Regions from separate parts of the Homo sapiens genome. Here all the other regions are linked to region 3. Evidence: read pairs that join two places in POLR2A ChIA-PET (ENCODE). Cell type or tissue: MCF 10A. All regions are shown on one strand.

Region 1 (2,500 bases), 330 kb before region 3:
GACCATGCATGTTAGCATGTAATTTATTCCACACCCATAATTCTGTTCTGCAGCCAGTGATGACAGGGAGACTCGCTGCCTCTTATCAGGCAGGGGCACCTTCATGACATCGGCCCCTCCTTGGAGCTGAGGCCGGGTGGGCTTTATTCAAGGACCGCCCCCCCGTGCTGTTCTCAGGCTGAGATGAAGCTAGGATGATGGGATCTAGCCGGGTGAGTACTGGCAGAAGCCCCTGTGACTGTGGCAGACAGAAAGATGCCATATCCTCTTCCCCAGAACCTGTGAATGTTCCTATCTAAAGAGGCTTTGCAGATGAGCTTAAGTTAAGGATTTCATGGAAAAGGGAGATTATTCTGGATCATCTGCACAGGCCCTATGGAAGCTCAAGGGTCCTTATAAAAGGGAGTTAGGAGGCTCAGCGTCAGAGGGAAGACATGAGGACCGGCCAGGGGGTTGGAGGCGAGAAGATGCTGCCGGCCTTAAGGAGAGGGAGGAAACGAGGGGAGGGAGCCCATGGCCTCTGACCTCTGCCTCGAGGCAAGTTAGTCAGAGACCCCTGCCATTCACAGAAGACAAGAGGCAGCCCCCTGGGCTCCAGCTGCTCTTTGGTGAAGCCTGGAAGGGGTAAGAGAGGCGGTGCCCTGGACACCCTGGAGAACCCACGCTTTTCAGGCTTGAGCCTGGGGTGGATCCACAGCACGCTGGTGACCTTGTTTTTTAACTTCCAGCCATGGGGATTGAGGCCCCCACTGGGGGCAGGGAGGGAGGAAGGAACAAGGGGAAGGGATCTGAGGCCATCTGTGACCCTGCCCTGCAGGGAGCCCACAGGAGCAAGGTCTGTGGACAGGGACCCGCCCTGGCCCTGTGGGGGGCCCTAGAGCTGCCAGAAACCACCGCCAAATCCCTTTTCTAACCCCATGAGCTAATTTCCCGAAGGATTTGGCTAAAAGACACCTAGGGGGTTGTGACAAATTTAGACCTCCCATGAAAGTGCTGAGTCACGCTTTGCCTGTTTGGAAAACAGCGAGCTAATTAAGTTACTGTTGGAGGCAGAGGCTGCAGCAGGAGGAGGCAATGGAAAAATCCTCTGTGATGCTCGGCTCCACTCAGCTCAGAGAAACGTGCATCACCAGGGAGGTGACCCCACGTGCTGGGCTGTCAGCAGCCAGAGCCTGGCTGGCGGAGCTGTAAGAAGAGGTCTTGGGGATCCCAGGTACCCCTCGTGGTATAGATCATAGGGTGGCCTCACTGAGACCCAGAGGAGGGAGGAGCCTGGTCCACACATGGGAAGAAGAGGCAGAATCTGGAGAACTCAGCTGTCCCTATAGTGTGAGTCAAGCCTTCCTTCTATGAAGGGACCCTTAGCATCCCCACCCCCACAACTCTACCCCTGCCTCCTTCCTTCACCCAACATCTGGGGAACCTCTCTGAGCCAAGGGATTTGGCTGCATTCAAACAGCAAGTAAGACATACATGGTCCCTGTGCTTCAGAGCTTACAGTCTGGCCACGAAGACCCCTTGGGAACAGCCACAGCTGCTGCATGTTAATTTAGGTGGAGGGTGAAACTGATAACACAGGAATGGAGAATGTGAGCTCAGATGAGGCAGGCAGGGATGGTTAGAGCCCTGATCGGAACAAAGGGAACAGCATTTGACTTTGAAAGAATTGCTTAACAAAGATCTGCTGACCCCCATTCTGGGAAGAATGACTGCAATGGGTGGGCCTAAGGACAGACCAAACCCATCCTGGCCCCCAAAGAGCTCAAGTCCAGGGGGACACGAGTCCTGTTCAGATGAGAAATAAATGGGATGAGACAGGGAGACCAAGCCAGCCTCCCCAGCTCCTGTGCTGCATCAAGTCCTCTGCCCTCCAGGTCTCACCCCCTACTCCATCCTACCAGCCTGGGACCCCGAGGCTCCGAGAAGTGAGTGGGTCCACCCAGACACCACCTCTTGGCCCTGCTCCTGCAGGTTCTCTCAGCCCCTTTTGAGAGCGGACGCTTGGGTTACCAACCACGAGTGGAGGGGCCCACAGCAACACCATGGTGACTTGGGACCCTGAGAGCCCCTCTGTGCCTGGAAACCGCTCCCTCCACAGCTGACCTGACATGAAGCAGTTGTGGGGTCTGATCTTCACCACGGAGGGGTGTAGGGTGGAGCTGACTGTTAATGTAAGTCCTTGAGAGGCTGGGCTGGATCTGGAGCCCAGAATTTTACCAGGCCTCATGCCAGTGATGGGGTTCAGGCAGGAAGACATGCCCACCTCAAATACTTCTCCTTGGTGAAGTCTGAAGCCCCTTCTTGGGGGACAGAACATCTTATTCAGTTTTGGGGTGGGAGAGTCACCCTAGGACTTATGTTGACATTGCAGGTGTGTGCAATGTCATGTGTATGGAACCCTTTCCTGAGGATGAGTTTGCATGGAAGAGGCAGGCGGGACCCCAAAGCAGCTGCGTACACAGACCACCCACCTCCCTTGCCCCAAGAATACCCAGGTTCA
Region 2 (2,500 bases), 1.2 Mb before region 3:
CCGTGGCCCCGTGGCCCCGTGGTCTGGATGGCGTGGCTGGAGTCTGGCCTCTCAGAGCCGAGGCTTCCCGAGCTGTGAGGCGAGAGAGAGAGAGAGATTCACCTTGCAGAGTTCTACGGCGCGGCACGGAGCGGCCATTCCATAAGCATCGTTGCCGTAGCTGTAATATGTTATCACTATAACGTATATCTATGAGTCATAAAATAATAGAACTATTTTATTTTGGAGATCTCTTAGAAAACATAAACAGGAGAAAGAACCATGAAATGGGTGACTTGAGAATAGCTTCCGCTCCGATATTCAATTACCCTTCCCGCTCTCTCCCCCTCTCTCTCCTTCTGCAATTTGATTATTTCGGGGCCCACAATGCACCTGTGCCAACATCCCTGGGCCTCTCCTGAGGGCGCACACGAGTGAAATAAACAGGCCTTGTCTGCGCCCTCTCTCTTTGGGAGTGTCGTGGGTATGGAGACCCCCTACAAAGTCATTTTATCTCTCAGGTTCGTGGGTGAGCAGGAGCGTTGGGGACACAGTGCCAGTCTGTGTACCCTGGTGGTGTTTTCCTCGTTCCGAGAGATTAAGTAACACGCACCAGGTTACAGAACAACCGAGGGGCAGGGCTAGGCTTCTAACTCAGGTGTCTGGAACACAGTGTTTTCCATTTCAATATTCAGTCGTCATTCAACAAACAGTGATCACATGGGTTCCAGGGCGCTATGCGTGGGGGGCTGGGTGAGTAAGAACCCGGTCCCATGGCAGCCGCATTGTGGTGGGAGAGTGAGAAAATAAACATAGGCCAGGCAAAGGCCCAGGATAACTTCAACGCCACCGAGGGCTTTGGGAAGAGGCCCCAAGGGGATGTGTCAATGGCGATGGGGTCTGATACGCAGGGTGGGCAGCAGAGGGCTCCGGGGGAAGGCAGGGCCGCAGACACCTGCTGCTGTCTCGACAGCTTGTGAAGTTTCCATGTGGGCTCATGATTTGGGGAAATTTGTCCCTTGTTGTAGCTACAGATGAGAATAGGATGAGGGTGCCAGCTATTGGTCAGTTTGCCACTGGCCACCGTCTAGCCCTGCCCTTCAGTGGCTAGACCCTCACCAGAGACTTGGGTGCCAGGGACCCATGAGACCTGCCCCTTGCGGTATATGGGAATTCTGTACCTTCCTCCCAGTTTTGCTGTAAACCTAAACAGTTCTTAAAAAATAGAAAAAAAAAAAACAAACAACCCCACAGAACTCCACCCCACTAACTGGCCCCTTGGAGAAAATGGTGAGCCCACCCTGAGAAAAGGCCAGTGCTCTGGAAATCTCTCTTGTTCTGTTCATGAGGCATCATCATGGGTGGGAAAGAAATGCATAGATTTTCTGTGATATTTCTCTGCTTTTCCGGGGGGTAAGTACACCCCAAAGGGTATGTGTGCATTTGGAAGGTTTGCAGGTTCTGTGGCAGGCCTATTTCCTGCCAGTCAAGCAAGGTTCCCAATACTGGAGGCTTCCTCCAACCTGGTCCGAAACAAACGTGGTGAGTCCGTCACAGCGCAGCTCCTGGAGCCTCGGAACCCCCACAGCCCCGGCAGCCACTGAACTGCAATACCGGTCCCTCTGTGCTTCTCTCCTGGCTTCGCTCCACCTGTGCTCTGGCACCTGAGGTCTGTTGACAGTGTTGCCTCACCATGCATGGGTGCTGCCATGTGGCAGGAGGCAAAGGTCTCAGCATCTTTTTTTTTTTTTTTTTTTTTTGACAGTCTCGCTCTGTTGCCCAGGCTGGAGTGCAATGGCATGATCTCGGCTCACTGCCACCTCTGCCTCCCGGGTTCCAGCGATTCCCCTGCCTCAGCCTCTCGAGTAGCTGGGATTACAGGCACCCACCACCACGCCCAGCTAATTTTTGTAGTTTTAGTAGAGATGGGATTTCACCACGTTGGCCAGGCTTGTTTTGAACTTCTGACCTTAGGTGATCTACCCGCCTTGGCCTCCCAAAGTGTTGGGATTACGGGCGTGATCCGCTGCCTCGGCTAACATCTTTTTATCCTGTTACCGAGGTGGGCAAAAGCCCAGGAGGCCGGGACGGGGTGCAGCTGGTCAGCAGGGATGCTAATGGCTGAGAGGGATCCTGAGATCCACCTCACTGGTGGTCATGTGTGTCTGGGACCCTCCTCTGTGGCCCTGGGCCATGGCAGACCTTCTCTCTGGACAAGTTGCTATGTACTGTGCAGCTCTGACTCACCGGGGGAAATTTGGAGTGGGAAGTTTGGGAGGGATCTGGAGAAGTCAGGAGGGGACAGCATAGCTGGAGGACAATGGGGAGAGGAGTAGGCCCCCTGCAAGCCTGGGCAGGTGGCAGCTCTGCCCCAGCCCCTGCAGGTTGGATCCCATGGCAGTCACTGTCTGGCATCCACGGCCAGCATACCTGAGAGCTTGTTCGAGCCGCCCTTAGCCGTTTATAACACATCCCCCCATCGATGATCTCCAGCTTAATTTAGCTCTTCCTGCAGCCCCAG
Region 3 (2,500 bases):
ACTCCTTGTTCACCTGCAGCTCTGGGAGGGCACGGCTGAGCCCTCCCTTTTTCTGCATTCCCAAGGCTGGCTCCTAGACGGCTCCAAACCGTTTCCAGGGTTCGCTTTTGTTTTCTGTTGGCATCTGCTGTCGTCTGACTCTAACTCTCTGCCAGGTGCTGGGCCAATCCCACACTCAGGAGCCTCGACTCAGGTGAACATCAGGTGAGCACGCAGCGTTCTGTGGCTGTCATTTCCATATGAGCCATGAAGGAAGAGTCCCAGCCAGGTGGAGAGTGGCGGGAAGGAGAAGGCTTCTCCCAGACAGGACCTCACAGATACCCAAGCCCACAGTGAAGCCACATTCCTGCAGCCCCAGTCCCCTTCTCTGCTCCTCAGAGAGACCCAGGTGCCTTCTCTGCAGGCACTCCACACTGTCACACACTGCTGGAGAAGGCCTGTGGAGACCTTGGCCGACCCCACGTGTTCCAGATTGGAGAAACTGAGGGCCAGGGTGCAGAAAGGTCTTGCCCAGGGCCTACAGCAAGTGCAGCTAGAGTGAACAACCGCATCCCCCCGGCTCCAGCCCAGGGACTTCACTTATTTACTTATTTATTTTTCAAATAACAGCTTTATTGAGATATGTTTCACACACCATACAATTCACCCATTTAAAGTGTACAATTCAATAACTTATATATTCACCAAGTTGCACAACTATCACCACAGTCCATTTTAAGACAATTTCATCACCACAAAGAAGAATCTTTTAACCATCACCTCCCCAGGCCCCTCACCTTCCCATTCCCAGCCTCCGGCAGCCAATAATATCCTCTCTGTCTCTACAGAGTTCCCTCTTCTGGACATTTCACAGAGACGATTGGCTTCTTTTGCTTATTTTCATTTGGTTTTTAAAAGAGGGCTAAAACTTAAAGTATAATAATAATAAAATAAAAAACGAACAAAAAAAAAGAGGGCTCCGGCTCTGCCATGGTCCCTCTGGGGTCTCCTGGGTGGAGGTGGAGAAGGTCCCCTCTGAGTTGCACATCCCCTTCCAGGGGCCCCACCCAGAGCACCAGGTCTTAATTTCAGTTTAGGGCAGAGGGGAGCTGGCGCCTCTGGGATGTCTCCTCCAATGACTCATAACTATTGCTCATCAGCTCCACCTTGGAAGTCCCTGCAGGGGACAGGATGGCTTAAAGAAATGGGAGCTTAGTCCAGCCTGGTTCCACAGGACAGAATGGTCATGACTTAGGAACTTTGTAATGACACTGAGGACATCTGCAATTCTGGTGAAAATGGTGCAGGTTTTGCCTGAGGAGTCAGCTGATCAGACACAGGGCACCACGTGCCAATGCACAGCTGCTGCTGGGTCCCAGGGAGCTCAGGGCTCAGGCGGGATCAGCCTGATTGCTTGTGATCTAAAGTAAGGAAATTTCACCCTCTTAGATGTCAGACCTTTTTGACTTTTTCTTCTTTACTTTTACTACTTTTAAAGAAAATCCAAATTATTTCCCAACTTAGTCAACATGTAAATATGTCCCAATTTTGTGAACTGTAAGTCACAATTTTGTGGCTAGTGGCCATGACTCTGAATGTGAAGGGCACTGTGGTTGTGGGCACGGGCTTGGAGTGAGCACACCTGTTCACTTTGACTTTATGTCCTTTTTAAGAGGAGGGGGCTTCCCAGATGGTTTGTGATGACATTTCCAATATTTAAGACTCCTCTTGAGTCCACCAGCCTGCCCCAGACTTTGACTCTGGTGGGCACTCCCAGCTGGCTTCCTTTTGCAGACTTTTCCACTGGCTGCGAGTATGGGATGGGAGGGGCAGGTGCACACACTGGACTCCAGGTATGCAGCCAAATTATCTATCAGGTCTCAGTGTAGAATAGAAACATTTTGGGCATGAGACTGTAGTCAAATATCTCAGCCTTGAGAAGAATTTTAAAGTTTTTCTTCCTTTCCCTCCTAGTCTCAGAATGCAGCCTTGAAACATACTTTAAACCTGTTTCCCTCCCTTTCCCACCAGCCACAGTGCTCACTTATCTCATTCTGTGCCTGCTTAGAAATGCCAGGGGCTCATTTTTAAATAAACCAGGCATAGAACCCAGCTGTGGAATCCTCCTGTCTAGGGGAGTTATGAACAATGAGTCCACCACCACCAGACCAAGGTCAAGATGATGCCAACTAGACCTCCGGATGGGCAATTACTCAAGACACCTGCACCACTGCCCTACTCCCACATGTCTCCCACACCGAGTTCTCCTTCCTAAAGCCCTTCACGCAGTCCAAAAAGCTGAGATGGTTCCTTAGAGCCTTGAGCCTGGCCACTCTCCCACCTGCTAGCATCTGAATAAAAGTTGCTTTCCTTTCACCACACCTCGCTTCTCCTGCGGCAAGCAGCCAAACTTGAGTCAGTTACAAGACATCTCTACCTCCCCTGATCCCACAGCTACAGGAGGACGCGCACCAGAAGGGAAATGTGGCCGGCCACAGTAGCTCACGCCTGTAATCCCAGC

What was found. Peaks named below come from ENCODE experiments on the same cell type or tissue, not always from the same donor. Only the 100,000 strongest peaks of a DNase experiment are listed, where the experiment ranks them.
Region 1: POLR2A ChIA-PET joins it to region 3 with 5 read pairs; 1 of 35 experiments calls an interaction of 5 or more read pairs at or near these places.
Region 2: POLR2A ChIA-PET joins it to region 3 with 6 read pairs; 2 of 35 experiments call an interaction of 5 or more read pairs at or near these places.

What each region holds. Positions count from the first base shown.
Region 1 is chr9:135,136,648-135,139,147 of GRCh38, forward strand. No RefSeq gene overlaps it. Among named protein-coding and RNA genes, the nearest start is that of OLFM1, 50 kb to the left of the region's middle. RefSeq lists enhancers at 1-413, 414-1,159. In MCF 10A, no CTCF peak of the experiment used is centred here; a DNase peak (open chromatin) is centred at 994.
Region 2 is chr9:134,219,842-134,222,341 of GRCh38, forward strand. It overlaps LOC101928384 (a long non-coding RNA gene), which reads left to right. Exons shown (of 2, transcript XR_244779.4): 2 at 1-440. Among named protein-coding and RNA genes, the nearest start is that of RNU6ATAC, 57 kb to the left of the region's middle. In MCF 10A, no CTCF peak of the experiment used is centred here; no DNase peak of the experiment used is centred here.
Region 3 is chr9:135,462,128-135,464,627 of GRCh38, forward strand. It overlaps PPP1R26-AS1 (PPP1R26 antisense RNA 1), which reads right to left. Exons shown (of 3, transcript NR_038969.1): 3 at 591-2,500. Among named protein-coding and RNA genes, the nearest start is that of PPP1R26-AS1, 8.9 kb to the right of the region's middle. In MCF 10A, no CTCF peak of the experiment used is centred here; a DNase peak (open chromatin) is centred at 1,144.